Regions from separate parts of the Homo sapiens genome. Here region 1 is linked to region 2. Evidence: chromatin loops called from intact Hi-C (ENCODE). Cell type or tissue: Calu3. All regions are shown on one strand. Each heading gives the region's core, and the rest is flanking DNA. Links, peaks and the distances in the headings are about the cores only.

Region 1 (16,452 bases), core at 5,579-13,578, 340 kb after region 2:
CTCATCCAGAAACACCTTCACAGACTCACTCATAAACAGTGTTTAATATGAGCACCACATGGCCCAATAAAGTTGACACAAAAAATTAACCATCACAGAGGCAGATTTGAGTACAAATAGTTTATTGGCAACCTTGGCAGATGCTGTGTTATGCAACCTATATTCCCCCTTCATGAAAGACACACTCACTCCCTACATCTATGAGTGTGGGTTGCAGCTGTCTCTCAGGTGAATGCCTCTCTAGGACTTGCCCTCAGCTGAAGAGAGCTCCTCATCCATGGTCACCCCTTCCATGGTATCAGCCACATCCAGTGACTTGTTTTTGCAGGGGATATACAGGCCTGGCCTCCTTGTCTGAAGGTGAGAAATCTCTGAAGGTCATTCCTATTCTGAAGCTCCCTGTGGGGTCATTTGAGGCCTCTGCTGAAACTGCATTGTGGTTTAGTTTTTCTCTCTGCTCAATTCTGCTTAATCTGCCTTCACAGATCCTTCAATAAGCCTCTTTTATATAAAATCTCAGAGACTTGGAGTTTGTTTCCTGGGGAACCAAATGACAAGAAACAATTCCAGAGAATGTGGATATAAGCTAAGAAAGGGAAGTAGATGAACAGATTATGTTAGGCAACCGATTACTGCTCGGGGAAACTGCAGCTCAATCCCACTGCAGAGCCCTGTGAGATGGCACAGAACATGCCTCAGAGGGACAAGGACATTTGACTATTTTTCACCAACTTTCTTTTTTTTTTTTTTTTTTTGAGACGGAGTCTCGCTCTGTCGCCCAGGCTGGAGTGCAGTGGCACAATCTCAGCTCACTGCAAGCTCTGCCTCCTGGGTTCACGCCATTCTTCTGCCTCAGCCTGCCGAGTAGCTGGGACTACAGGTGCCCGACACCACGCCCGGCTAATTTTTTGTATTTTTAGTAGGGACAGGTTTAGTGTTAGCCTGGATGGTCTCGATCTCCTGACCTCGTGATCCACCCGCCTCGGCCTCCCAAAGTGCTGGGATTACAGGCGTGAGCACCCGGCCCCAACTTTCATTCATCATCAATTGAGAGTTGTTCTCAGGACTGTCCACTGTCATGTCCCGAGCATCACCAGCCTGCCTGGAAAATATGCCAGCACTCTTCCATGATCCCAGGAATATCAAGGGTCATGGAGTAAGAACCACTTCAGGAATGGAAATGAGTTTTGATGGGATGTGATCAGAACATCAATGACAGCCACTATAATTTGATTCTGAAGGAGCACAGTAAAATAGGAAAAGGGAAATAACCTCAGTAGTTGTGGCAAAGATCCAGTTCCAATGTGAATTCACGCCCCTTGCACACACTACCTCTCCATGGTCCATGGACTTGACACCCTGTAAACTTGCTTCAACTGGGTCTAGACTAGTACTGACTCCAACAGCCTGAAAGAAGGAAGTTCAAACCTGCTATAAAAGAAGAATCCATCATCCTAGGTATTGGTAAATACCCACGTATATATTCTTAAAGAACAATATAAAGAAAAAAGTAAACATAAATTCAAATTGAGAAGTTGAGGAGGCACAAAGAAGGAAAAGCTGTTGAAGCAATAAAAAGAAAACCTAGACTTATAAGGACTCTGGCTATTGGACTTGTAAGAGATTGCACAACAACTAGTTTATTATGCACACAGGGAAAAACATAAACTTGAGTTTATTTGCAGCAATAGAACTTTATAAGATGACTAGGCATATTTGAAAAAATAGAATGTCTGGAAATGAAAATAAAAATTTCAATCAATCTGAAATTCAATACTCAGTAGAAAGATTAACAGCTGACTAGAATGTGCTGATAAGAGAAATGACAGATGTGTCACAAGAAATTATGAAGAATATAAAATTGAAGAATATTAAAATGTGTGGTAAGAAGACAAGGAAAGTATGCTTGTAATTGGAGTTCCAGAGTAAAAGAAGTGGGGCCAAAATCATTTGAAAAATTAGTTGCCCAAATTGTGCAAATTTGCCGAAAGCTAAAACCCACAGATCAGAAAATCTCAATAAAGCCCAAGAAGAATAAATATAAAGAAAACCACACCAAGTCACAAAAACTATTGCTTAAACTATGTGATAAAGAAAAATATCTGAGGCAGAAAAAAAGACTAATTACTTATAGAAAAGTGAAGATAACAATTATAATCTGACTTATTACCAGAAACAGTGCAACCCAGAAAAAATAAAAAATAGAATATTTGAAGTTCCAGAAAAAAGTAAAGGTTGTCAAACTAGAATTTTATACCTAGAATGAATAATTTTTAAACATGAAGGTGAAATAAAGGTGAGAGACTCCTTTGCCAGCAGATCTGTACTACAAGAAATGTTAAGGAAAGTTCTTTAGGCAGTGAGAAAATGATACCAGATACAATTTAGATCCATGCAAAAGGATGAATAGTGTCAGAAATAGTAAACTGTGGCATATTCATACAACAGAATGCTATTAACAATATAAAGGAACAAACTACAAATACACATAAAATGTAAATGAAGAATATAAAATCCTTAAAAAGATTTGCTGAATGGTACATATTCATACTGAAAATTTTCATTTATGTAAAGTTGTAAAACAGGCAAAACTATGGTGAAAAATATCAGAGCAGTAATTTTTTTGGAAGTGTGGGTGAAGGATTGGCTGAGAAGGAACATGAGGTTACTTTCTGAGTTCATGGAATATTTTATATTTTTATAGAGGTTTGGGTTTCAGAGGTGTATATGCTTTTCAAAATTCAATAAATGTACACATTAGATGTGTTCATTTCATTTAAGTAAATATACATCTAATGATAAAACTAAACAAATATTGGATTCTGGTTAATAAGATGCACGCTGATTATCTCTGGGGAGGTCTGACATCTGCAATTTACTTTGAAATGTATCAAAAAGAATAATTAATAAATTGATAGAAAAGTAAATAGGCATATAGTAATATGGGAAGATAGAATAAAGATGGAAGCTATACAGGTGCTCACTGACTTCAACTTTGCTCTATATTGGAAATTGTTCATCATAAAATTTTAAAGAACAATGAGGGCCGGGCACGGTGGCTCATGCCTGTAATCCCAGCACTTTGGGAGGCTGAGGCGGGCGGATCACGAGGTCAGGAGATCGAGACCATCCTGACTAACACGGTGAAACCCCGTCTCTACTAAAAATACAAAAAATTAGCCGGGCATGGTGGCGGACGCCTGTAGTCCCAGCTACTCGGGAGGCTGAGGCAGGAGAATGGCGTGAACCCGGGAGGCGGAGCTTGCAGTGAGCCGAGATCGTGCCACTGCACTCCAGCCTGGGCGACAGAGCGGGACTCCGTCTCAAAAAAAAAAAAGAACAATGAGGAAAAATGTTAAAACCCAAATTATAAATCTAATATTGAAAAATGCTTCATGACATTGTGGATTTCTTAATGCAAGGCACAAAGAGAATGAACCATAAAGTAACAGAGTAATGAATTCAACTACATTGTACTCAAGAACTTCTCTTCATCAAAAGACAGGATGAATAGAGCACAAAGATGAACTACTGGGCACAGGATGATATCTGCAACATATAACTGACCTAGTTTCCAGATCCTACAGAGAACTCCTACAAATCAAATTATTGGTTTAATTTAAATCAATTAATGAAGAAAAGTCAGGAAGCATAACAGAAATATTGAGCCAAATAATTGCTTGGGAATTTCACCAAAAAGGCAGTCCAAAGAATGCTTGGTAACATGTAATTAACAAATGTTAATTAACCCCCCCAAATACCATAAATATCTCAACAGACCATGTATATGTACAAAGTCTAAAACACATCATGCTCTTGAAGACGTGGACGAGTGAAACTATCCACTGTTGCTGTATTTGGTAAAATTACATCAAGAAACTATCTGACATTATCTAATAAAGTCAAATATGGAAAAATATGAAAAAATAAATTCATCCCTACATGTATAGAGAAAATCTCACATATATGTGCCAGTATACTGGATGTAGAATACATTTCATTTCAGGCTTGTACCTCCCTTCCCTAAAAATACAAAAAAAAAAAAAAAAAAAAATCAATCCACCAACTTGGAAAGAAACAGAAACATAATGTTAAACAAGAAAATCAAGATACAAAGGAAAACACATTGTATGAGTCATTCATATAAAGTTCAAAATGAGGCAAAACAAATCCATATTCAGAATGCATATCTAATTGGTGAAGCCATGTAGAAAAAATAAGACATGATCATCAGCAGCGTGAAGATAATGGTGCTCTTAGAGGGCAGCGACGTCCCTTGTGCCTGGGCAGGGCTCGCAATGAGTGTGCTCCTGGGGCGCTGGCGGTGTTCTATTTCCTCACCTGACTGGCAATGACATGCTTGGTCATTTTATTAGTTAAAATATACAGATATGTAAAAACACAAATATGTTTAATTCACTTTTCTATAGTCATGCTATATTTTTCAAGGAAAGAATCACGCCAGGCGCAGTGGCTCACACCTGTAATCCCAGCACTTTGGGAGGCTGCGGCGGGCGGATCACTTGAGATCAGGAGTTCAAGACCAGCCTGACCAACATGGAGAAACCCCGTCTCTATTAAAAGTACAGAAAATTAGCCGAGCGTGGTGGCACATGCCTGAAATCCCAGCTACTTGGGAGGCTGAGGCAGAAGAATTTATTGAACCTGGGAAGCAGAGGTTGCGGTGAGCCGAGATGACACCATTGCACTCCAGCCTGGGCAACAAGAATGAAACTCTCTCAAAAAAAAAAAAAAAAAAAAAATCAAAATACTGCTTTTCATAAAACAATATTATTGATAATGATTCTATATTTTGACATAAGCACCACAAAATGGCGTTTTTGTTGAAAAAGAGTTTATCCTCTGACTTTTGACAATCTCTTTAATGTCTTTTAGTCTCCTCTATCTGCACTCTCCCTCTGACACACTTTTTCCATAGGATATTGTGAAGAAGAGGGGGTTCAACCCAGGAAAGGATACCCCCAAGACACACACTTGGTACTGCATCAGTTGATGATTTTCCCCAAAGAGACACAGTTTGTCTATAAATCCTGATGTACGCCTCCAACACAAGACGAGGCGCTCTGTTACACCAGTGGTTCTGTGTGATCTGGATGACGCTGGCACCTTTCCACCACTAGGGTTCTCTCTCACATTTGATTCAGGGTCATCAAACACAAGAGAAGGTGGTAGGCATCAAGGATGCATAATGAGATAGTAATAACCAAGCCATAGTAATAATTATAAAAACAACAGCTAATTCTTATTAAGTACTTATTATGAGCAGTGTATTAGTCAGTGTTCTCTAGAGGGATAGAACTGATATGAGAGATGTATATATGAAGGGGAGTTTATTAGGAGAATTGACTCACACGATCACAAGGTGAAGTCCCATGAAAGGCCGTCTGCAAGCTGAGGAGCAAGGAAGCCAGTCCGAGTCCCAAAACCTTAAACGTAGGGAAGCTGACAGTGCATCCTTCAGTCTGTCCCGAGAGTCCCTGGCAAATCTACTGGTGTAAGTCCAAGAGTCCCAAGGCTGAATTTGGAGTCTGATGTTCGAGGGCAGGAAGCATCCAGCACGGGAGAAAGATGAAGGCTGGAAGATTCAGCAAGTCAAATCCTTCCAATTTCTGCCTGCTCTATTCTAGCCGCGATGGCAGCTTATTAGCTGGTGCTCACCCGCACTGAGGGTGGGTCTGCCTCTCCCAGTCCACTGACTCAAATGTTAATCTCCTTTGCCAGCACCCTCACAGACACACCCAGGAACAATACTTTGCATCCTTCAATCCAATCATGTTGACACTCAATTATTAGACATCACAGGTATGCAGTGTTGTAAGTACTTCATGTATATTACTTCATTCCGTCCTTAATACTTCTTTGAAGTAGGAGCTATTGTATTTCCCATTTTTCAGCTCAGGAAACTGAGGCACAAGTCAGTCACTGGAGGTAATAGAGTGTGTGAGTGTCACAGCTGGATTTCAGAATCAGACGTTTTCCCTCACAGTTCCTGCTCTTGACTACCATGCTATTTGGTAGGAAACAAGTTTAAAAATATTATCTACTTGTGAAGATTGTGTTACTGTTATTTCTAATACAACACAGGGAATTAAGTAATGCATACATGTCTTTAAATCTTCAACAGTGTTGCACATAACATATGTCTTCAAAATCAGTAGTTGGGTGATCAGAAAGTATATATGGAAGAATAAATAATGAAGGGTGAGTTTTGAATTGAGATGAATATAACGAAATCTAGATAACTTTACTGCCAAATGAATATTTGATTCATTTGAATCAATGGATGACTATAAATAGCTCTATAGTCCCACAAGTAATTCGATAAACTGATCTTCAACTCTATGAAGAAGGGTGAAATGTAAAATTGAGTAAGCAAGCTATTCCCAATTCAGATCAGTCACAGTTTAAGATTTTATGCTTTTGCTTTTACTCATCTCTACTTTATTTTTCAGTTATAATACAAATATTCTTTTTCCAGCATTACTTTTAGAGTTGCCAAAATGTTAATTTACAGTTGGATTTTTTTTTTCTGTTATCATTATTATGACACACTTGGCTCCTGGCTCTGTACTCCCAGATACTAATGAATCTAGCATTGCTGCACTGTTTCCAAACCCAACATGAGTATAGTAACTGTGTACACTTCTCAATAGGGCTCGAAAACTCAACCAGGGTGCAAATAAGCCAGCTCTAAGCAAAAGCTCCTCTTACGAGGTGGAGAGGCAGACAGCCAAATCCTACTTGCCGGAGGGATATAATTCATGCATAATGTTTCTATGAAGTGTGGGAACTAGGAGTCAAAACTCCTTAACAATTTTGTTGCAAGCCAGCCCCCTCCACAGGTTTCAAGTTAACTCCAGCTTCAGTTATGTGGCTGCCGATCCTCTGAAGGCCTGAGAACTGAACTGTTGTGAAATTAAAGAAGAGAGTTGTTTTAGTCAGTTCTTGCACTGCTAGAAAGAAATATTTGAGACTGGGTAATTAATTTATAAAGAAAAGAGGTTTAATTGGCTCATAGTTCTGCAGGCCATACAGGAATCGTAATGCTGGCATATGCTGGGCTTCTGGGGAGGCCTCAGGAAACTTATAATCATGGCAAAAGGCGAAGGGGGAGCTGGCACCTCACACAGCCGGAGCAGGGGGAAGAGGGTGGGAGGAGATGCCGCACACTTTTTTAAACGACCAGATCTCCCAAGACTCACTCACTATCACACAGAACAGCACCAAGGGGGAGCTCCGTCCCCAAGATCCAATCACCTCCCACCAGGCCCCACCTCCAACATTGGGGATTACCATTCCTCAGGAGATTTGAGTGGGGACACAGATCCAAACCATATCAAGAGTGAAAAGTTCTTACTCATTGATTTGTGGAGAGGCCACAAAAGTTAAGTGCCACTCTTGAAACATATGTCTAAAGAAAAAAGTTGAACTTTAGAAATCAAGCAAAATTGCTGGCTGTCAGCCAATGAACAGTCGAAAGATATAACTGGCAAGGGAAAGGTAGTCTGAGTTGAAATGATGGAAAGAAACATTGCTACCAATAATAAAAATCAGAGGAAAGATTATATTTTTAGACTGCCAACTCTGTTAGCATATGTTGTTATTTTTAATCTTTAATATTTTTACAAATGAAGAAAGGGAAATTAATATTTATACCAGAGAGAATGAAACATTAAGCACACATTCGGTCCATGATTGAACTCAATGTTCTCTACCTCACAGTATGTTATACCCACTCCTTTAATTAATTAATTATTATTATTATTATTATTATTATTATTTGAGACGGAGTTTCTCTCTTGTTGCCCAGGCTGGAGTACAATGGCACGATCTTGGCTCACTGCAACCTCCACCTCCCGGGTTCAAGCGATTCTCCTGCCTCAGTCTCCCGAGTGCCTGGGATTACAGGCACCCGCCACCAGGCCTGGCTATTTTTTTATATTTTTAGTAGAGACGGAGTTTCATCATGTTGGTCAGGCTGGTCTCAAACTCCTGACCTCAGGTGATTCACCTGCCTCGGCCTCCCAAAGTGCTGGGATTACAGGCATGAGTCACTGCGCCGGGCCCACTCCTTTAATTTCAGGAACACTAACCTCACAGAGGGCCTCAGTAGGCCCTGCAGTCCTCTCATACTTTCTCTTCTCTTCACCTTTCTCTCACCTAATGGTTGTCCCTGACTAGCAGTGTGACTTTAAGCAAGTCATTTAACCTCTCTATGTCTCAGTTTTCTCCTCTGTAAACTGAGGATAATAACAATGCCTCACGTGATTGTTAAGAGCATTAAAGACTATTAAAAATACAGCCCTTAGAACTGTGCCTAAACCATAGCAAGAGCTATGGAAATTTGTGGCTGTGATTCTTACTTCACCGACAAAAGTGCACCAGAGGAGCATTTCCTCGTGCTCTGTCATCTGACCATCTGTATCTTATGCCAGTCCTCTTAATGCTGTGGTAATGGTCTTTATCCCTATGTAGGGTTGATCTTTGCACTTTTAAGCTTAATGTGTTCCCTGAGCAAGACCATTTCTTCAGCAACTCATCCTTGTTTCATTGAATTTTCCTTCTCCGCTGGATAATTGCAAACAACCTAAAAGCATACTGCAGCATCTTTCATCTCAAAAACAGATAAGCAAACACAAACTCCATTTCCTCCAGCCTTTGTCCTATCTGTTTTGCCCCAATCCCTGCAACAAAACTCCATGAAAGAGTTAGTGTTATGGCATTTCACTATTCTAACTCGTCTCCTTTCTCGATTGCATTCCAGTTAATTTTCCTCTTTCTCTTTCTGTCAAACTGTTCTTTTCATCATCACCCTAACACCTATGTTGCTAAATCCAATAATTAATTTTTCTCTTTGTGACTTGATTTCTCGTCATGATGCATGTAACTAGTACCTCTCAGGCCCCCTTGAAAGACTCTTTTTCACTCGGCTTCCAGGACATCACAGTCTTCTATTTTTCTCCTACTGATCTGGTTTTGCAGGTTTCTCCTCATCTCTTCTAAATGCTCAAGTACCATAGTGTTGAGTCCATGAATTTCTGATTGTTTTCCTTTATCCATGCTCACTCTCATGGTGACCACATCCAATCTAATTGCTTTATAAAATGCTTTTTCTAAACTGGTGGCTCCCAAGTATACAGCTCTAGCCTGGCGCTTTCCCGGAACTCCCAGCAAATAATTCTAATTGTGCAGTCAATGTTTCCTCCTACATATCTTTTCAGCCCTTTCCAATTTATATATTCAAATCCAAATTCTTAAGCCTAATCCTTTCAGTTTCACCCTTTTCAGTAAATGACTACTCAATCTTCTTGTTGCTCCATCCATTGGTGCTATCTATGATTCTTACCTTTTCTTCAAAGGTCACATGCAGTCCACCAGGATATCCTCTTGATCCTATTTTTAAAGTGTATCTGGAGGCCAGACGCGGTGGCTCACGCCTGTAATCCCAGCAGTTTGGGAGGTCAAGGGGGGTGGATCACAAGGTCAGGGGATCAAGACCAGCCTGACCAACGTGGTGAAACTAACAAATACAAAAATTAGCTGGGCGTGGTGGCACACGCCTGTAATCCCAGCTACTCAGGAGGCTGAGGCAGGAGAATCACTTGAACCTGGGAGGCAGAGATTGCAGTGAGCCACGATTGCACCACTGCACTCCAGCCTGGTGACAGAGAGAGAATCTGTCAAAAAAAAAAAGAAGTATATCTGGAGTCTAAATCACTTTTCACCACCTTGAATGTAGCCATCCTGATCTAAGCCACCACCATCCCTCCTCTTGGTTTTTGCAATAAATCTTAAGTGATCTTCTTATTTCCACCTTTGTCTCATTTCAGTTTATCAACACAACTGTCAGAGAGATCCTTTAAAATATAAAAAAAGATCATGTCTCTCCTCGGCCTAGATATCCTCTGCTGGCATTCATCTCAGGGAAGGAAAATGCAAATCTTTACAGGAGCTTCCAAGGACTTATGAAGCCAACATGAGTTCCCCAGTGGTTCTGCTGCAGCAACACTGTCTTCCTGCTCTCACTGAACACAGGAGGCTCATTCCCAAGTCAAGGCATTTGCATTTTCTGTTTCCTTTGCCTGGGATTTTCTCCCATCAGATATCAGCATGACTTATTCTTTATCTTTTTCCATCTGTGGTGAAATATCATTTCACCCTCTTTCTTTCACCCACTTTAAATGTGCAAACCTCCCTAACCTCAGTGTTTGTTATCCCCTTTCCCTGTTTTAAAAATAGAGGCTAATACCGTCTGACATGCTATGTGTTTTACTTACTTGTTTATTGTTACTTTCATCCTCCAGAACCTAAGATCTTTGAGTGTAGAGATTTTCATCTATTTTGTTCATTAGTTTATCTATCAAGTCTAAGACTATTATGCAACACAGAACAGTTCTCAATAAATATTTGCTGTAGGAACGACTCCAAAAAATTTTGTATCTTTTCTTCACATCTTCTTATGGTGTACTCTCTGATTTGTTAACATTTTTACAACATGAGCTTATTCTATTCTCATAACAAAGCTGCAACCTACATTATGCAAATGTATCTCCATTTCACATATAAATGTTATACTTTAAAGGGATTAAGCAAGTTGCTTAAGATTAGTCAGACCTCAGTGCTATCATTCTAAATCCGTGCTACTGCATAATTCAATAAAAATAATGCTAAATTTTTGCTTTATGAAATTTGTAAAAAAAAAACTCCCCTAAACTTTTTGTCCACTGGTTGATAATAAAAGAAAAAAGAGTCCTACAAATACAAATAACTCAGATTTTTTTCATTTCTTTCTTTCTCAGCATTTATGATTGATTCATGAAAGATTATTGAGTACTACATTGAATTATTCACTGGCATTAGAACATATAATGTATGGGGGTTACTGCTTTTTATGTCCACATACAACATCACAAACTGAATATTCTGGTAGACGTCTAACAGTATTGTATTCATGATCATATTCAAAATGATTAGTTGTAAGCTAAGCCTTTGGATTTGCATGCTTATTTGGTTTTAAACCAACTGAACACTACAATTTGAATGCTTTTTGTTTTAGCTAAAGAATAACCTATTAACTTTTCCTGGAAATGTATGGAATCAGGCAATACAAAAAGGAATAACGCTGAGAAGCACTATTAGAGTCAGGATGCGTAAAGGACTGGGGTGAACTCAGTATGATTTGGGAGCAGGTGTTAAATAGACAAGAATCTACCATAGTCCCTTAAAGCAGTATTGCAATACATCTCTGGTTCCCTCACTATTTATATTTCCATTCCTTTCATATTTTCTCAGATGTTTCTATCTGCTATTACTCAAGTCATTCCCAGTTATGAATTTTCCTATGACTTTGATTACAGGATGTAATCTGCTGCATTATATAGTAGACATGAATATAATCTGCTGCATTATATATAGCTACTAATAGGAGGTTCTCACTATTTTTAGGCAAATTCTTGTTGTTCCCTGTTCTTTTTTGACACAAATCTTTGACCTCCCTTTAATTGCATTGATTGTTTCTAACCCTGGCTGCCTTCTCTGTACCCATTGTCTTATAGGCCAGTGCACTACAGCTGTCTCATTTGTATAATTCAACAAATGTTCCGAGAGATAGAATTGTGAACACCATTGTTTCTAGCTGTAAATAGAAGCAAGTTGCTTGGTGTGTTTCTGGGTAATTTCATCTGTGGTTTCCATTCAGATACTCTTACAAATGGTCTTGTTTCAGAAACAATTTAGTTCCTCCCTCCTCAGCCCTATCTCACTAAAATGTATGTGATACATAAACTTAGCAAAAACTCACTTCTATTTAAATTTGCCAGTTCTAGCTCTTTGTTCTATTCACCTTTATTGTCTGCTTACCTCCTTGTAATGCTCTAATTTATATAAGTAAAGATCTTGAACACTGGAAGGCAGCAAATTACACAGGACCTGTCTAGTCTTGAAGAGCAGATGTGATGTCTTACTTTTGCAACCCCACAGTTCCTAGCACGGTGTGTGCAGATTGAATAAGTAGATATCTGTGAGTTATATTACAACATTTTAAAATTCCACCACGCTTATCAAAGTGGGAACAGGATGCACATTTCAACCTGCAGCCTCATTTTTTCTTTTTTCTAATTTGTTTACCTCTCAGTTATCACTTTCAAGTTTTCACTTTCACAGTGTAAGCCTGTAACAGTGAGCAATAAGCTTTTCTCTCTTTATTATTACCCAAGCTAATGCCATACATATTGATTAAAATATGAAAGGTGAGAAACACGTCATTCACCTTGTAGAATTTTTGAGAAATATTTGAAGTGTTAATCAGTCAAATGATAATGAATACCAACTATCTAGTAACTAATAACTTCATCTAGTGGTAGTAATAATACTTTACATATATTATTCCATTTAATCCTCAAGACAGCTTAGTGTTGAGTATAATATTATTACTGTTATTTTACCAATGAAGTAAATTAGGTTTATAATGGTTAAATAACTTGCCAAAGATCACAGAGCAATCAAAAAAACCAAGTTGAATTCAAACCAAAAGTGTATCTGAGTCCAGAGCCTGTCCTCTTCCAAACTGTAATACTTCAAACAATATTACATTAAGGTTTATGCTTTTGAGTGGCTTCATAGGTTATATATAATGTGTCCAAATCCAAGTTGGAAAGAACAATTCAAGTTAATAATTTCTATTTTGATAATGTGTGTAGCACAGTACATTCCTCAAGAGAATTTATAATCAATAACCTTTCCATATGAAGGTTAAAAAAATTTGGACAAGGCCAGGCGCAGTGGCTCACGCCTGTAATCCCAGCACTTTGGGAGGCCGAGGCAGGCAGATCACGAGGTCAGGAGATCGAGACCACCCTGGCTAACACGGTGAAACCCCATCTCTACTAAAAATACAAAAAATTAGCCAGGCGTGGTGGTGGGCGCCTGTAATCCCAGCTACTCGGGAGGCTGAGGCAGGAGAACGGCGTGAACCCGGGAGGCAGAGCTTGCAGTGAGCCGAGATCGCGCCACTGCACTCCAGCCTGGGCGACAGAGCGAGATTCCATCTCAAAAAATAAAAATAAAAAAAAAATTTGGACAAGGACAAACAGGGCTCTGGTAGAAGGCAGATTGTGGTAAGTTTGATTAAGGATATTTGTAATGCCCTGGGGAATCTTGAGGAAGGAGAGAAGTGTCACTATCTTTTAGAGAGTGTCACTCCTTGGGCATTGGGGTGAAGAAAGAGGAAGAGACAGGTATCTTTGCTAACAGTGGTGGAACATCTCACTAAATGGGCAGGAGTCTAACAAAAGGGAAGAGAAAATAAAGCGTGAAAAAGCATTTCAGACAGAAGAAAGAGGATGGAGTGAGGTACACAAATAAGAAATTTGTAAACCCTAAAAGCATAAATTAGGCAAGAGACTAGAAAGAGCGAAGAGCCTAGTTTTGGAAAAGAAAGAAAAATATCTGATAGTTATTTTTTAATGTGGCTCAGGAAAGAAGAAGCAAGTCAAATCCAAACACAACAGCCAGATGCTTCATGTAGTCTGTGATAGAGATCAAGGCTATGATTAGAAGATGTTTCAGGGTATTGAGAAGAGTATACAACTTAGAAATAACTCTAGGTTGTATACTCTTCTCAATACCCTGAAACATCTAATCATAGCCTTGGTCTCTATCACTTAGAAATAACTCTAAGCCAGGCACGGTGGCTCACACCTGTAATCCCAGGACTTTGGGAGGCCGAGGTGGGTGGATAACTTTAGGTTAGGAGTTTGATACCAGGCTGGCCAACATGGTGAAACCACATCTCTACTAAAAATACAAAAAGTAGCCAGGCATGATGGCACGCACCTGTAATCCCAGCCACTTGGGATGCTGAGGCACAAGAATCGCTTGAACCCGGGAGAGGGAGGTTGCAGTGAGCCGAGAATGAGCCACTGCACTCCAGCCTGGGTGACAGAGCAAGACTCTATCTCAAAATTAAAAAAAAAAAAAAAAAAAAGAGAACTCTAGCTTTCATAAGACACATAGTGTTGAATATGAAATGATATTCATTTAATGCCAATTTTATTGACATCCATTAACTTTATTAAATGCCAAGTGTAGTTTGACATAGCCAGTTACACTTGTGTTAATAAAAACAGCAATTACAACAACGCAACTGTTCCACGGAGCAGATTTTAGGATCTGGAACCAGTAGCCAGTAAAGCTCTTTGAAGGAAGATGATGGTTCCTATCTCCCTCAACTGAAACCACCTTTGCAAAATTATGACAGTGAGAAAAATCTGACATAGTTGACTCCATGTTGCTTCTTACTCCCAAGCTGTTCATGGTTATTCCTGGACATGGACCAAGCTGACTTTGGGAGTAATTTAGTTTATAGTTTAACCTTAAAGCAAGGATGATGATAGCCCTTCCCAAAGCTAAATCAGTTTTGTAAAACTAATAAAAGTCCGCAAGGTTAATATTAGGAGAGGGGCCTGAATTCTTCTAAGATGTAGGTGTAGTTAAATGATAACCAGCCATTGTTCTGGAAGTCACAAGATGTGTAACTTCCCCAGTTACTCCTGTAGATAACGTCACTATTGTAGAATATACATTGGCCTTTTGAGAGGTCTTTTCAGACTTTTTGCATTTCTGATGACCAGCTGACTCTACCCAGGCCAAGGATTCATGATTCAATCATTCCTGTGGCTCCCACCCGGAGGCTGAGTCAGCCAGTGTGGACTGTTTTCCACACCTCTATGATTTCATTCCCAGCCACACAACATTCCCCATTCCCTAGCCTTGACCACCAAAATATCCTTGAGAAACCCTAACCTCCTGAGCCTTCTGTGAGAAATTGATTCAAGTAAATAACTGTCTCCCAAGTGGTATTGCTGGCCTTGCCTCAATTATACTCTTTCTTCACTGCAGTGCCATGGTCTCAGTGAACTGGTTTTGTCTTTGCAGTGGGCAGGAAGATCCCACTGGACGATTACACAACTTGGATGTCACAGCCACTCAGGGACTGCCATAGGTGGGTGACTCATTTCAGTTTCTGAGGTCACCCATTTAGTGGCAATGAAATCATTTCTGCTTTTCCTTCCTGTGAATCCACTACTCCCACTGCTGGAATATTAATTCAAGTGGAGCTACAAGATGCAAAGATCATAGAGCAGGCTTAAAGCTGATCCATGCCATTCTTTTAAAAAGGTTGGAAAGTGAATTTGTAACTTTGGCAACAGAAAGGTATTTTTCAATCACAATTTACAGAATTGTCTTGGTTGTATTGTTGTCCTTTGGTAAGTTAAAGCATGTTGTGCTAAAATGTTACTCCCCAAGGACTAAGAATTGCCTCAATACATTCTGTTTTATGCCTATTGCACGTACTCGCGTGGGAACTTTATAAATATTATTCTAATTAGAAAGCCTTGAATATCTATTGCTCTAGGAGACTCAGGATCCTTTATTAATTCATGATGTGGTTCAAGCTAGCTGTGAAGTTATGGGAGTGTGAATAAGTATCATCAACTCCAGATGTCTTATGTAATACAGACCACAGTGATGAATGAGACCTTCCTGCAGTCATGCCAAACAATCTGTTGAGAGATGTTGATTTAATAACTTTCTTAAGGAAAGCACAGTGCAAGCTACCGGCCGGGGGAGAGGGAGAAGAATTAGTTGCAGATCCTACCCCAGAGAAATACAAACTAGTGCAACAGAGAAGTGTGCTTCTGTGTTTAAAATGGCACCGATTATTTTCCCCCAAGCACTATATTAAATGTGAGGACTTTAGTAAACCCATTGTTTGCTTCCTTTTGGATTGTTGAGAGTCCAAAGCAATTAATGCAACTTTTAAGGTATTCTAGGCAAATGTTTTACCTAATGAGAAAAAACAACAACACATTTGTATTTGCACATTTATTGAGGAGAAAGCAATTGAACTCTAGTAAGTTTTTTTTTTTTTTCTCAGAGTACTGAATATTTTATCTTTAATTCCTAAGTCACAATAACCTGGAGAATGTTAATTAGTTCATTTGGTTCTTCTATAAATATTTTCTTTTTAAGAGGTACAATGGCCTGGTGCGGTGGCTCACACCTGTAATCCCAGCACTTTGGGTGGCCGAGGCGGGTAGATCACGAGGTCAGGAGTTCAAGACCAGCCTGACCAATACGGTAAAACCCTGTCTCTACTAAAAATACAAAAATTAGCTGGCGTGGTGGCACGTGCCTGTAGTCCCAGCTACTCAGGAAGCTGAGGCAGAAGAATTGCTTGAACCTGGGGTTGCAGTGAGCCAAGTTTGCGCCACTGCACTCCAGCCTGGGTGACAGAGTGAGACTCCGTCAAAAAAAAAAAAAAAAAAGTATAATGTTTGAGGCACACAACACTCTGGTTCAAGGTAGAAATTCTACATACACACACATATTAACAAAAGGAAACATGACGATGGGGTCCTTGATGGACAA
Region 2 (16,452 bases), core at 5,216-13,215:
AAATTTCTAATTTTGATGAAAACTCTAAACTCACACACCTAAAGAGCCCAATTAACCTCAATCAGGATGAATACAAATAATTATACACCTAGGTACATTATAGTCAAATTTATAAAAACCAAAGATAGGGAGAAAATCTTAAAATTATCTAGAGGAAAAAAGGCATATATACTAAAACAACATTAAGAATGATCGCTATCTATTAAGAAATAATGTAATACAGAAATTAAATTACCCCTTTAAAAAGAATCCCCCATCCCCAAACTGTCTATCTGAAGTTCTATATCAAGAAAAATTGTCCTTCAGTTTAATATAATTGTGGTCTACATGTATGACTATCTTTCTAAAGGGGAATTTAGTGCCTTCTGTGTCAGTCTTTTATATTACATTTTGCCTTTTAATGTTGTCATACTGGTTCATATCTTAATACAATGTAAATAGTTCTAATCTATCCTCTAGTATCTTCCCTTAAGATGTGTGAATATAACAAAATATGCACCCTTTTGTCTTTTTTTGTTCAAGGAAAGAAACAATGCCTTCAATAGTTCCTCACATGACTTAATTTTAGAGCCTTCAGAATTCTGGTTACTCTGTTTGAAATGTATTTTTGTTTAGTTTATATCTTTCTTAAAATGAATGTAATTCCAGAAATAGATGTCATTCTCCAAGTATCATCTAAACAGAGGAAAGTATGAGAAGAACCTTCCTTATAAATTATGAAAGATTATGCAGTTACTGTAGAATTATTTTGTGTAATTTGAAAAAAAAAAGCTTATCTATCTATCTAGAAAGGAAAATAAAATCTTAGGGCCCCAGACTCCCTATGTCAAAGGGAAAAGTCAAGCTTGGGAACTGAGTCATGCAAAGCTGCCTCCCATTTTTTCCTAAATAGATAGCTACAAAGATAAAAGGCTACATACGTCTCTCACAGTTTGCTCACAAGTAAATTCCTTGTGGGCCCCAAGATATATAAATAAGAGACAGAGGTCTTACTCTGTCACCCAGGCTAGAGTACAGTGGTACAATCATAGCTCACTGCAGTCTCTAACTCCTGGGCTCCAGCAACAACCCTACCTCCTCAGCCTCCTGAGTAGCTAGGACTACAGGCACTTGCCAATATGCCTGGCTCTCTCTCTCTCTCTCTATATATATATATGTATATACATATACATATGTATATATATGTGTATATATATGTGTGTATATATATACACATATATATACATATGTGTGTATACATATATGTGTGTGTGTGTGTGTGTGTGTGTGTGTGTATATATATATATATATATATATATATATATATATATATATATATATATATATTTATGGAGATGGAGTCTCACTGTGTTCCCCAGGCTGATCTCAAACTCTTGGCCTCAAGCGATCTTCTGACCTCAGCCTCCCAAAGCACTGGGATTGCAAGCATGAGCCACTGTGCCCAGCCTGACCCCAAGATCTTTACCTTGTAACAGTTGTGTTGAATTTCATCCTGACAAAGTAAATTAATAGCTTATGTTCACAGGTATGGAACAAAGGACAAAACTAGAAGTCATCCATCTGCTCACCTGAGACAAATGCATATTTGACTGTTTCCTCTCCTCTATGTTTACTTTGTCTTATGTAAAAATGCAGATTCACTGAGCACAAGATGAATGCATAATTGGCTATTTCTTTATCTCTCCGTTCACATGTAAAATGTGAATTCAGAGAAAGCTGATCAAAGACTCAAAAGAATGCAACTGCTTGCCACCTTTATCTACCCTTGCCCCCATTTTTTCTTTCTCTTTTCCCTACTGCCTGCTCTTTCCTCTTTAAATACAGAAGTCCCTGAACCCTTTTTGGAAAAAGCATGAATCACAGATATTGCCTGTGATTTTGTGTTCCTTTTTCCTCAGCATGTCCTCAACTTAGCAAAATAAACCTCTAAAATTATTGAGACTCACCTCTGTCAATTTCTTTAATTTAATATGTATAAAACAATGTTATACCACTGTTTATTTATATGAACTCATAGTCAACTAAAACCTCTTAGTCTTTTTAAATGTAGTTTGCTAAGACACCTTTGCTCTATTTTATTCTTTCTTTTATTAATTTTAGGTGTCCTAAATCTTAAAACCTAAAGCCAACTCTTAAACAATTTAATCTGGTAAAATTTAGCTTCATTTTTTTAATCTGCATTTTTTTTTCTGAGAACTTGTGTTTGCCAGTGAATTTAAACTTTCACATCAGAAGACCCAGGTTAAAAATGACGTTTGTTTTTATAGTGTATGCATTCTACTTTTCTACAGAATTGATTTTTTTTTCTTTTTGAAAAATATTATATCAGTGAAGAATTTCAGTTTTAGGATATACAGACCAGATGCTGGACCAGAGTATGACACTGAGAATCATTTTAGAGGACTCAACCAACTGAATTCATGTAGGAAAAAAAATTACTTTAAACATAACCAGCACTATCAAAGCTGATAAATTTAAAGGCTTCAGAAATGATATCTGCTAGAAATCTAGGGCTTCACTTGAACACATACCAGTGCATTTGAATGAAAACAAAGTAAAGAACCAAAACATTTTTGTATTAGTCCATTCTCATGCTGCTGATAAAGACATAGACTGGGAAGAAAAAGAGGCTTAATGGACTTCCAGTTCCACATGGCTGGGGAGGCCTCACAATCATGGCAGAAGGCAAGGAGGAGCAAGTCATGTCTTACATGGATGGCAAGAGGCAAAGAGAGAGAGAGCTTATGCAGGGAAACTCCCATTTTTAAAACCATCAGATCTCATGTGACTTATTCACTGTCATGAGAACAGCATGGGAAAGACTCACTCCCATGATTCAGTTACCTCCCACCAGGTTTCTCCCACAACATGTGGGAACTGTGGGAGTTACAATTCAAGAGATTTAGGTGGGGACACAGCCAAGCCATATCATTCTGTCCCTGGGGCCAAGCCATATCATTCTGTCCCCGGCCCCTCCCAAACCTTATGTTCTTTTTACATTTCAAACCAATCATGCCTTCCCAACAGTCCCCCGAAGTCTTAACTCATTTCAGCATTAACTCAGAAGTCCACAGTTCAAAGTCTAATCTGAGACAAGGCAAGTCCCTTCCACCTATGATCCTGTAAAATCAAAAGCAAGTGAGTTACTTTCCAGATACAATGGGGGTACAGGCATTGGGTAAATACAGCTATTTCAATGGGAGAAATTGGCCAAAACAAAGGCTACAGGCCCCATGCAAGTCCAGAATCCAGCAGGGCAGTCAAATCTTAAAGCTCCAAAATGATCTTGATGCTGAAGCAAGAGGTGGGTTCCCATGGTCATTGGCAGCTCCAACCCTGTGGCTTTGCAGAGTACAGCCTCCCTCCTGGCTGCTTTCATGGGCTGGTTTTAAGTGTCTGAGGCTTTTCCAAGTGCATAGTGCAAGCTGTAGGTTGATCTAACATTCTGGGGTCTGGAGGATGGTGGCCTTCTTCTCACAGTTCTACTAGGTGGTACCCCCAGTAGGGACTCTGTGTGGGGGTTCCTACCTCACATTTCCCTTCTGCACTGCCCTACAGAGGTTCTTCATGAGAGCCCCATCCTTGCAGCAGACTTCTGCCTGGACATCCAGGTGTTTCCATACATCCTCTGAAATCTAGGTGGAGGTTCCCAAACCTCAATTCTTGACTTCTGTGCACCTGCAGGCTCAACACGATATGGAAGCTGCCAAGGCTTTGGGCTTGCACCCTCTGAAGCCACAGCACAAGCTGTACCTTGGCCCCTTTTAGTCATGGCCGGAGTGGCTGGGACACAGGACACCAAGTTCCTAGACTGCACACAGCCCAGGGACCCTTGGGCCAATCTAGGAAACCACTTTTTCCTCCTAGGCTTACAGGCCTGTTATAGGAGGGACTGCCATGAAGACCTCTGACATGCTCTGGAGACATTTTCCCCATTTTCTTGGAGATTAACATTCAGCTCCTTGTTACTTATGCACATTTCTGTAGCCAGCTTTAATTTCTCCTTAGAAAATGGGATTTTCTTTTCTATTGCATTGTCAGGCTGCAAATTTTCCAACTTTTATGCTCTGCTTCCCTTTTAAATCTAAATGCTTTTAGCAGCACCCAAGTCACCTCTTGAATGCTTTGTTGCTTAGAAATTTTTTCCACTAGATACCCTTAATCATTTCTCTCAAGTTAAAAGTTCTGCAAATCTCTAGGGCAGGGGCAAAATGCCACCAGTCTCTTTGCTAGAACATAACAAGAATCACCTTTGCCCCATTTCCCAATGAGTTCCTCATTTCCATCTGAGACCACCTCAGCCTGGACCTTATTGTTCATATCACTATCAGCATTTTTGTCAAAGCCATTTAAGAAGTCTCTAAGAAGTTCCAAACTTTCCCACATGTTCCTGTCTTCTTCTGAGCTCTGCAAACTGTCCCAAACTCTGCCTGTTACTCAGCTGCAAAGTAGCTTTCATATTTTTGGGTATCTTTTCTGCAGTGCCCCACTCTACTGGTACCAATTTACTGTATTAGTCCATTTTCATGCTGCTGATAAAGACATAACTGAGACTGGGAAGCAAAAGAGGTTTAATGGACTCCCAGTTCCACATGGCTGGGGAGGACTCACAATCAAGGCAGAAAAGAAAAAGAAGCAAGTCACATCTTAGATGAATGGTGGCAGGCAGAGAGAGAGAGAGAACTTGTGCAGGAAAACTTCCATTTTTAAAATCATCAGACCTCGTGAGACTTATTCACTATCAGGAGAACAGCATGGGAAAGACCTGCCCCCATGATTCAATTACTGCCCGCCAGGTTCCTCCCATGACACATGGGAATTGTGAGAGTAACAATTCAAGATGAGAATTGGGTGGGGACACAGCCAAACCATATCAATTTTTTTCCTAGGTAGACCTCCCCTTGTTCTTTTACTCTGAGACTGTTAACTTGTTGCCTTATCTGTTGTGAACTCCTGTTGAAAACATTCTCATTTGACAAAGGCATTTTTGTATTCAATGTACACATTTTTTTCTACAAAAAGATCGATATATATATGTTTTTTTTTCTTGAGGTGAGAAATGAAAAACCACAAAAGCTTTACTGGTTACTGCCTTGCTGTGGTAGCCTTTATGAGAGCAGGCTTTTCAGTAACTCATTGTCAGGTTATCTCACACTTGTCAGCTGAACAGCTGCACACTTCCTTCTCCAAGGCCACAGTCATTACTGAGCATGGCATGGGGTCCTCATTCCATCACTTAAGTGTGGCTGTGGAAAGAAACTGCTGCCTGGACTTCCGGGCAGCTATACAATCCTTAGAAGTGGTGAAAGAAGCATCAGAAGTGGTTCCCTGAAGGTACTCTTCTCTGAAAGCAGTGCCAGGCAGCTAGTAGGGTGCCTGAATGAATGGAACAGGAAAAGAATACACCTTGAAAGGATAAAAATCCCATATCACAGGCAGAGTTCAGACAGCATGGATTGGAAGTAGTGTGTATAATATACAATCACTTACGTTCTGCAGATGGTCAATTAACACAAGGATAGGATTTTAAAATATCTTTCTTTTAAGATATATTTTCATATGGTGAAATGCACAGATCTATTTTTTACTATGGTTAAAAATGCATAATGTACAAATTGCCATTTAAACCTTTTCTAAGTACACAGTTCTGTTGCATTAAGTACTTTCCGATTGGAAATGCACAGATCTTCAGTGTACAATTCGATGAGTTTTGGCAAATACATATACCTGTGACACTAATATATCTTTCAAGATATTGAACATTTTTGTTACTCTGAAAAGTACTTTTATTGTCCCTATGTCCGTCAAGCATAAAATTTAAATAATAACTTACTTTTCTCCATTATATGATCTTTTTCATTAAATAGCATGTAAAAAGATTTGTAAGTATAGAAAAATAACACAAAAAGAATCATCCACAAGGCAAATCATAACCCATACTGATACATCAAATCCTTAAGTAAGCCAATGACACAGCAAGAAATAAAATACAGAAGTAAAGAAGTTTAAGAAAAAAATTATTTTATTTTTAGAGACAGTATCTTGCTCTGTTGGTCAGGCTGGAGTGCATTGGTACAATCACAGCTCATTGTAGCCTTGAACTACTCGGCTCAAGCGATCCTTCCACCTCATCCTCCCAAATAGCTGAGACTACAGGCATGCACAACTATACCCAGCTAATTTTTACCTTTTTTTTTTTTTATGTAGAGATGGAGTCTTGCTGTGTTCTCCAGCCTGGTCTCAAACTTCTGGCCTTGAGCTTCCTCCTGCCTCAGCCTCCCAAAGTACTAGAATTACAGGTGTCAGCCACTGTGCCTCACCTAGAAGGTGTTTATAACTATAGTGCAACTATAAATTTTGTTTTAGGATAATAGAATAATTCTTGAGGTCACTGTCTCACTCATCTCTCCCAAGAAAGTTTAAAATAGTGTATGGTCACTAAGCCCACAATTCCAGGCTTCTCTCACCTCGAAGATTTCCCATTCTATATAAGCTGCTGAAATCACCAGCTTTTGGATACACCTCCAAGAAGAACAAGGAAAGCACCAGGGGGGCGAAATGGATTCATAGCATCATTTATCCCTGATGAAAATAACGTTAACTGGGTCTGATGTGTTACTCTTGATAATCTGAGAACCTGGCTGAACCTTTATTTCTTTGTTACTTTGGTGCAGTTGGCAGCATTGGCCAGAATGACCAGAATGACAATGTGGTTTAGATCGGGATTGTGGAACAAATGAAATAATGGTTAGAGACACCCCATCCTCCCAATCACTGAGCAGAATCAATAGATGCCTATGTTTTAGGTGTGGCCTTAGAACATACTTCTGGGCATATGCTAGGGCATGAAAGGGTGGAGCTGTTAGGGCAGAAGAGCAATTTATGGAGATAATGACCTCTCAGGGAAGAGAATGTCCCCATTTGTGTCCACATGAGATAGAAATGGCACTGGGTAGTTACAGGAAAATGGAAAACCTCAAACAACAGCTAAAACAGAAACTAGGCAAAGAAACCACAGGATAACAGAAAATCCAAAATAAGGAGAGAAAATGGCCAAAATCCTGGTCGTGTGACATGTCCATGACTCTTCCAGGCAAACCCAAATAGGGGAGAAAGGGGCGGTAGGAGTGCAGGCACATCCCTGAAATCATCTCCTTTTCCAGAACATCTAATGATTATTCCACATTTCAGTTAAAGAAACACTCATAAAATTAGAAAGTCAAGCTTTGTATGCATGACTTGTTCTCACAAGCATGCCTGGACTTCTCTCTTCAGTGTGTACTTTCGCTTTACAATAAAAGCTTCCTGCCTTTCACCTCCTTCTGACTCATCTCTGAATTGTTTCTTGTGATTGTGTCAAGAATCTGGAAACTAGCTGGGCTGGGGTCTCACTGGCATGCAGAGACTCTCCTGGGATCACACTGGCATCCACAGAGCCTCTTGAGCCCTCCAGCAACAAGTTGATCTGGTAATAGCTTTGGAACTTTGAGGGGAAGTTGGAGACTTGGCATGAGGGATAAATGCAGTGGACTGAGACTTTAGACAAGTGGGGATGGGGTCTTTGACCAGGCGCCAGTGGTAGCTCTCCACGCAAGCTGCTCGTTTCCTATGGATCCCCCTAGCTGTGGTGGGCATTGCAGTTGCCCTTGGGTATTTCGAGTGGCAGGGTCTGCTCACCCTGGATAGACCATCACTATCCAGCTGTGCCACTTTGCATGCTCCATCCTTCCTCTGCTCCTTCTCGGCTGCTGATTTTAGAAACAAGGTAGACCAGGTAAGTCTGACTGTTTACAAATACTCCAATCTAGCCTGATCTTCAGGCCTCCAGCTGCTAGACGGCTCCAGTGAAGGGATCTTGACTATTTTAGGGTACCCCCGGTCACTTGAAAAGCTATCTTTCTCTGGAAGCAGATGGCTCAGAGTCTGTTGTGTGAGTGAGGGTGAAGGCGGCCTCCAAACTTAATGCCAGATCTGGCTAGTTTTAGCATCAGAACACCAATGGAGAGTAGGTCCTGTGCCTTTAAAAAGTTGGCTTCCAAGGGGTAAGGAAGACAGATGTCTTCGTCATCTGGATTTAGTAAATCAAGTGCCTACCATTTTAGGTGATCCCCTTCTTGAGCATGCACTTTTGGAGCATATCAAAACCTGGGGTTCATTGTGAGGGCAGATAGATGAGGAAATTGGATGCACACCTGTTCAGTCTTTCAACATGGGGGTATATCCTCTGTGTGAGGGGGTTCTGAAGGCCTGTGAGATTGAGACTGGCCTTTACTGGTGCTGATGGAGGCTCCTGCTACTGCAAACTGGGCTGCTCCGTGGAGTCATTGTTAAGTGGAGCTGTACAGACTGCAGGGCTAAGCACAGGGTTTGGTGTAGATGATGCGGTGCCGGCTCTGCGTGCAACCAGGTTTGCTATAGTTCAGCTGCAATGAGTGCTGCTGATGGAGTTTTGCTTGACACTGCATGCATGTGGCCAGCCAGATGGTAAATTTTCTGCTTCAATGTTCATTAAACCCAGCTCATGGTTGATGCACAGCTGAGTCATTCCCTTTGCCAATGGCTGAGACAGTGCCTCTGACTTAGCGGTCTGCATGGCTCACTGCCAGGTGTGCAGATCTCAGGAGGAAGTGTGGATCAATACCAGGCAGCCTGAGTTATTCAGCTGGAAATGATCTTGTGGACTGCCTCTACATTGACAAAATGGACATCAGAATATTCAATAAATGTATACCCAAAGGAAATAAATGATGGAAGCCCTTTTCCCCCTCAGATTCTACTTCATTTGACAACCTTGAAAGACATTTTCTGAGAGATTTGGCTTTGGGTTATACAGATATTTTTTAATATAAACTTAGTACTGGAGCAGTTTCAGCAGAAAACAGGGGATGGTCCAAAAACATGTAATGGTTGGTGGAGAACACCAGGTAAATTTTCTCTAGGAAAAATATTCTGTGTCATCTTTGAAGAGAAAAAGAAACCTCTTTATCCATTTGAAAGGATATTTCCCCAATATATTTATATGAAATTAAGTGAGGTAGATAAATTGGCCTTCCTATATCTTAAGGGAAATCCTCAAAATGAAGAGATAGGCACAGAACTATATCACAAATACCTATAATATTATAAATCATAAACACTTAAAACTTTTATGGCCTCTACTATGGGGACAATCAAGACTGTGCTTCTTGAGCTAAGAGAATAGCAGATTCTGGACAGGCTCCAAGTATTGCCAATTACTTAAAGTCACCCACCCTTTGAGGGGATTTGGGAGAATCTTCTTGTGCTTCAGTCCTGTGGAGTAAGAAGTGATTGCAGCATGGGTCGAATAATGATTCACATGCACTATTAGCAGAGTGCAAAGTTAACAAGGGACAGACTATGTTGGTTTTTTTTTTAATGTATCAACTTGAGCAGGCTGCAGTCTCCAGTCTTTCAGTCAACACTACTAGGTGTTGTGATAAGATTTTGCAGATGTAATTAAAGTACCTAATCAGTTGACTTTGAATAAGGAAGATAATTCTGGATAATCCAGGTGGGCCTGACATAACCAGCCGAAAGCCTTAGAAGCAGAACTGAGGCTTTCCCAAGAGAACAAATAATTCTCCCATATACAACAGCTTTAGCTTCGACCCATGGAGTTCTATTTGGAGTTCTTGTGAGTTCCTTTCCTGACCACTTGCCCTATGAATTTCAGACTTGATTAGCCCATCACACAATTGTGTAAGATAATTCCTGTAACAAATCTCTTAATGCATCTATCTCTTATGGGTTCTGTTTTTCTGGCAGATGCATATAGCTCACATTCAAGAGATTCTCTGCTTACTGAAATTTTAATTTATCTAACCTTTGTGACTTCTACAGATCTCTGATACCTTTAAAAATATGACTATTGTACCTCATTTGTTTTTTTCTAGTTGTTGTAGTGGGAGTTTTGGTCTCCCAGTGTCTACTGTAGAGTCTCCCAACAGATATGGAGTAGAAAAGAAGAAGGAATGGTATTCAACTTACAATGTGGTTCTGACATTATTTGTATAACAAGGTCTAAATATTTACATTCTGAGACATGGGTATAATTAAATATTCCAAGTATTGCCTGTCCATGAATTCTTAAATCTTAAACTCAATCTAAGTAGCACTTAGAGTTTTACGATGACTTTAATATTCCCTATTGCAAAGTTAAGTAATAGGATTGGAGTCATAAAGAAAGACACGTGATCCTGTATAATGGAACTCCTGACACTTGGTGGGAGCATCCTGTACATCAAGAGCCAGTATATCCTTTGCTCATTTCATTTCAACTGCCATTTATTTCTTCAAGGTGACTTCTTATGATGCTACTTTTTGCTTCCCACTTTATTCTCTTTCATTTCTTGTAAATTTCTTTGGAGGGAGATGCTTCTTTTTTGTAAGGTTGTACATGTGATACAAATTCAGGCTTAGAGAAGACAAATAAATTCAAAGAACCAGCATAGGGCATGGGCTGTAAAATGCGCAGCTGTCTAAAGAAGCCCAGTTGAAACAACTGGAGATGCGGGTGTGGGATCCGGAGTGAGAAGCAAGGCAGAGTCTGTGGTGACTCTGAATCTTCACAGCAGGCATAAGTGAAAAGAAGAAAAGGCAGGTTTGATTAGGAAAAGAATATGCAACATGCCTCACATGCACTGGGTAGCCTGTTCTATATATGGAGTTTACCTCATACTACAAGGATTTATGTGTATGTTTTCCACAGTTATCTGAGAGCTCCTACAACTCACTGTTCAGGTCTTCCTGTCTTTTGATTTCAGACCTTACCTCCCCTTAATATCCTCTACCAACTACCCTCCATTCTCTCATCTTCCAACCCTTCCTCCTGCCCTTTGACTTTGTCTCAGAATGTTATGGTCTATTGTACAAAGGCACAAAAAGAGCCACTGTACTCAATTTTGTTGGCTATATACAGCTAAGTACATCTTAAAAAATTGTTGCATTTTTAAAAGAACAATTTACATCCTAGAAGGTATCTTCATTTATGGACATAAGCTCTTTTAAATGCAATAGCAATGCTACACCCAACAATTACTTTATCTGTATAAGGATGCAGCATTTGGGGTTACATTCTATAATGATATGAAATAAAAAAATTATGCTAGAAAAAAGTTACACTTCCAAAATTATTTAAACTTGATTTTAGTTTTCAGCATCGGAAATATTGCAATTACAGCTCAGAAAAATGAGGAAAGGCCTCTAAGAGACTCTTCTTGCTGAAATGTGATTCCAAATAAATAAATAAGCATACTTGAATTGATAATAAGGCTTTGAGCTATTCAGCTTAAAAATAGGCTTACCCCATTAAGATTATTAAACTCAGAGGCATATTCTGAAAAGAGCTTTTGAAAATGGATTTCTTGCAAACTGTCATCAAATATTCATAGATAAAATAATTATGTGGAAAGATAAAGGGATGGTGGAAATTAAAGGGGGCTGATAATAAAGGGAACTGGATGAGATAGTTAAGCAAACTTTTTGAGAGGGAGAATTTTTTTAGAGGAGGTTGGCGTGAAGCTTAGACTTGAACATTTGAGCATCTGTTTTTTTAGCCCCTCATTGCTTCTGTCCTGGTGAATAAAGTGCATGGATAAGCATAGGTGACAATTGCTTGACTGTGATGGAATTTAACTCCCATATGGGTTTGTATTCTTTGTTGCTATACATTCAGTCTTTTCCTTACCATGAGCATGGATGAGGCTATGCAGTGTTCTTTGCAACCTTTATCATGTCTAACACAGTTCAGGGAAGTGTCACTGAACAATAGGCTGGTGGCTGAGAAGAACGCTGTATACTCAGTTTCATATTTCCTTGCTGAAAGCCAACACATAAGATATTTAAATTTGTATGGTCTTACAGCTAACTGAGTGGAAAGATAGGGATTTGCAAATTTAACCAACTTAACTATTTTATACCTGAATATTTGATGATAGAAGTAGGAAATTCCTTTTTTTTTTTTTTTTTGAGATGGAGTCAAGACTGTGCCACCCAGGCTGGAGTGCAGTGGTAGGATCTCAGCTCACTGCAACCGCCACCTCCCGGGTTCAAGCAGTTCTCCTGCCTCAGCCTCCTGAGTAGCTGGGATTACAGGCACCCGCCACCACACCCGACTAATTTTTGTATTTTTAGTAGAGATGAGGTTTTGTCATGTTGGCCAGGCTGGTTTCGAACTCCTGACCTCAGGTGATCCACCTGTCTTGCCCTCCCAAAGTGCTAGGATTACAGGCATGAGCCACCACGCCCATCCCAGAAATCTATTTTTAAAAGAACTTTGTGTAAAGCTCTTCCTATTTGAAGGTCTTCTTGTTTATATTTCCTAATGCTCTCTTGAGTAGTAGCTGGAAGTTTAGACTGAATATTTGTCATTTTCTTTTACTTTCCAAATCACTCCAATCTGTGTGACTCTATCTTTTGTTGTAATCAAGTCTCAGTGAATAAACCAGGCACCTTCTAACCAAAGTAGACAATTTACCTCCTGTATTGACCTCCACACAAAATTGTCTAATGGGTCTCTACCCTGCTCAAGTATCCTCTACCCTCTGAGTACTTTCTCAACCAGACACCTAAAGGAAACAGATGCCTGAGTCAGAGCAGCTCTGGAGCAGAAATTTGTTTTCTGAATTGCCAAGATACCTATTAAGTTACAGAAAAATATATCTAAATTTTATATTTTACAGCATGCAAATAAATGTGTATAAAATATAAATATATTTAGGTTATGAATCAATATATATATACATAAATCAATGTTATTGATTTAATAGGTTTTAGTGTTTACTAGAAAAGGAATTATTGAATTTGTAAAGATGGCTCACATAAATATGCTTAAAATACATTAATCATAATGTGTGAATGTGTTTAAAACAAAGACAATTTCACAATATTAATAGCTACCAAGAGATATTCTACATGAAATTTGTTTGATGTTTTATACTAGAAAGATTAAGGACTATGAAATGTTTCCCTTGATCATTTGACAATGTAATATTGTATATCTTGTAACTATTAGGCATCATCCTAGGTTCTAAAAATAAAATTTTTAAAATGGAGGAAAAATTCTGCCACCAGGGAGTCAGGGAGACAGAGGGTGACAGCGCTTAAATGCTACAGCATATAAATCCCAGGAGGCTGAGTGTAGCACTTGACGGCCACCTAGTCCAGACGGGGTCAGATACCATCCAAGTGAGTTGATGTTTGAGCACAGTCCCTGTATCCTTCACTTTCTAAAGCATGAATGTCCTGAGCCCTATTCCTACAGGATTCTATTCTAAGGACGTGGTCTTCACATTAAAGAGCATCATGAATAAACACACACTGAAGTGTTAATAGCTGATGATGAGTTCATGTGTTATCTCGTCTCACATTTTATTAAAGAACAAAAGACTTTATGTCTAGCTCATGTAGCTAATGATGGACTTAAAAATAAAAAAGCGTTAATAGTGAATGATGGACTTTCAGGTTCCAGTAGCACAGTTAATTAATTTGGATGAAGTGTATTGTCTTAGTGCCTTTAAATTACAGATGCAATTTTGCAGATAATACCGCTATTCTCACATTTCTCCTCTCATTAGCTGCTACTTGGTTCTCCACTTTTGCATCCATAGAATTTTAGGAAATTTCCAGGACTCTGAGCTAGATCTCAAAATCTCACGAGCCCAGAAATCAATCAGGGTATAAAAGTGGAGACTAGCTTTTAAAACTGATTTATAAACCAGCCAACAGGTATCTAAGGAAATGAGTTTCAAACTACCCTTAATAATATCTTTTGTCACCACAACACAATGATCAAAATTAGGAAATTAACATTGGTACAGTAGTGTAAACACAACTATAGACCTTATTTAAATTTCACCAACTTTTCCACGAATGTCCTTTTTCTATTCTGGTATCCAGTACAGGTTCTCAAATAGCATTTAGTTGTTATTTGTCCTGAGTCTCCTCCAATATATGATTGTTTCTCAGCCCTTCCTTGTCTTTCATGACCTTGACACTTTTGAAGAGTGCTGGTCAGCTGCTTTGTAGAGTGCCCTTCAACTTAGCTTTGTCTAATGTTTTCTCACGATTCGATTGAGGTGCGGCACTGTTGCCAGGTATGTCACAGACAGGCTGTGCTGTTCTTAGTATATCATATCAAGGGCACATGGTATTCATATGTCTTACTGCTGGTGATGTTAACCTTTATCACTTGGTTAAGGTGGTGTCTGCTGGATTTCTTAACTGTGAAGTTTCTCTTTTCACTTTGTAATTCATAAATATCTTGGAGGAGATACTTTGACACTGTGAAAGTATCCTGCTTCTCTTCAAATTGATACCTTTAATTCCAACCCCCACACTACACATTTCATTCCAGTCTTCCCTCACTCTTTATTTGTAAGGAATATGTTCCCAAACAATGAGAAACTTGGCTCTAATTATCGCCTATATTTACTTACTTGTTCAATCCTAGCATAAATATAAAATGGCTTTAGAATTGCTAAACCAAAATCCTGTGAGAAACAAAGTTACTAATTAGATTACAGTTTTTTTGTATAGAGTTTTGTCTTTAGCCTTACAATGTCTAATTAAAATATTGTTTTCCAAAGATATTTTGTTTGGTTAATTCTTTTCTTTCTCAACATCTTCAGTGGTATTAAGGTATTCATTCATTTAGGCTCATTTGTTACTGCGTTATTTTATGTTGAGTCTTTCTTTCTCCATCCTGGCTGAATTTAACTGTTTACATGTTTTGGGATATTTTATAATATGTGAAACCTTATAGAAGTTTTAAGAATTACAGCTATGAAACAAGAATATTCAAAGAATTGTCACTACCCATTCCTGTTTCTTTTTTCCATTTTTCCATCCTGTTAACACCTACCCTCCATAGGTAACTACTCTTTTTAGTTTCTGGTTTATACTTCTTGCATTTCTTTACAGAAATGAACAGATACATGTCTATGTTATTCTACCCTTTTCTTACATGAAGGGTAGTCTACAATAGTATGGGCACTTTACTTTCTTCACTTAATATCATATCACAGGAATCACTTGGTATCCTTTCATAGAGATCTTCCTCATCCTTCTTTATATGTGTAATACTACATCACATGGAGGTTTACTCAACCACTCTCCTGTGTAGGGGCATTTAGGTTCTTTGTGTAATTAAAACAATACTCCTCTGATGTTTTGCAATTATAAAAAACACTGCAGTGTACAAATTCACTCATATATATTTCTGTTTTTTTGGATAGTAAAAATATACTTTATTTTTAAATACAATAGCTGCTAACAGTATACTGATGTTGATGTTCCAAGAAAATACATGTATTCAATAATAAGCTTTCATTTGCCTCTTCAAGAAATTCTAAAGAAAATAATCCAATTCTGTTCAACATTATGCCTTGAGGAGTTGAAATTTTTTCCATGATAAAAATATAATTTGTGAGGCCCAAACTTGATTATTTATAAAAGATGGAGTTTCTAAAAGCCCATATATATCAACAATGAATGCTCCCTTCTCTTTGAATGCTTAATTCAAATTGATGTAAGACATTGGTGAATCAATAAACTTGATGAAATGTGTATCAAAATGTTCATGAAAAAATACATTTCTATTTCCTCTCCATTTTAATTTGTAGATATTTTCTAAATGGGATTTTTAAGTGCACAGAAATAAAAGCTATCTACATGTAACTCTGGAGAGATTAAAAACACAACACAAGTAAAGTTAACATGCCTAAATCCTAGGGTTGATTCACTTAGTCTAAGAATAAATGTCAGAAATCTCTTAATTATATATAGATTGCTCAAGGGTTTAAAGATAAATTTGGAAAGCCAGAATTACCAAGAAATAAAATCTTATTTGAATTTTATCACAAAAGTTAACAGTCCTAGTAAAAGAAGACAATAGAACTGTATAGAAAATTCAAATCTACATCAAAAAAGAGTTTTATGAACTAGAACAGTAGAGCGCTTTTCAACTGTTAAATACGAAAATTTCTCAGAATCCCTTGGAAAACGAGACTTTCCATTCAGACTCCAATCTCATTTAAGTAAAACAAAACAAGGTGTTTAAATGAAGGGGAATGATTTGTTAGTTTTAAAAATAGAATCAGATGTTTTCCATTATGTTAATTCATACACTACATGAATTGCCTACCATAAAAACTTTTATGTCCCAAATTTCTCAAGATTTTAAGCTATGATCTTTCCATAAACCATACACTGAGGTAAAAGCATGTTGTAGGATCACTTTTTACTAGCATTCATCCATTTGCAAGTTTTCACTGCATTTGACTAACTTCCCTAATAAAGTAGTATCTGTCTTTCTACAGAGAAAAATAATTCTGCCTTCATCATAATCATAATAGACTTGCCTTCCTTGAACGTCTAGATAAATGGCCAAGTGTAATCACTGGATAAATAAAAAACAATGAAGAGAATAAATAA

Evidence for each region. Peaks named below come from ENCODE experiments on the same cell type or tissue, not always from the same donor. Only the 100,000 strongest peaks of a DNase experiment are listed, where the experiment ranks them.
Region 1: a loop joins it to region 2, with 2.1 times the contacts of the local background. A loop is called at or near these places in 1 of 110 quality-filtered maps.

Annotation. Positions count from the first base shown.
Region 1 is chr1:238,394,630-238,411,081 of GRCh38, forward strand. The region is part of intron 3 of LOC105373220 (a long non-coding RNA gene); the gene reads left to right. Among named protein-coding and RNA genes, the nearest start is that of LINC01139, 83 kb to the right of the region's middle. In Calu3, for the core only: no CTCF peak of the experiment used is centred there; no DNase peak of the experiment used is centred there.
Region 2 is chr1:238,055,113-238,071,564 of GRCh38, forward strand. No RefSeq gene overlaps it. Among named protein-coding and RNA genes, the nearest start is that of ZP4, 170 kb to the left of the region's middle. In Calu3, for the core only: no CTCF peak of the experiment used is centred there; DNase peaks (open chromatin) are centred at 5,219 and 8,599.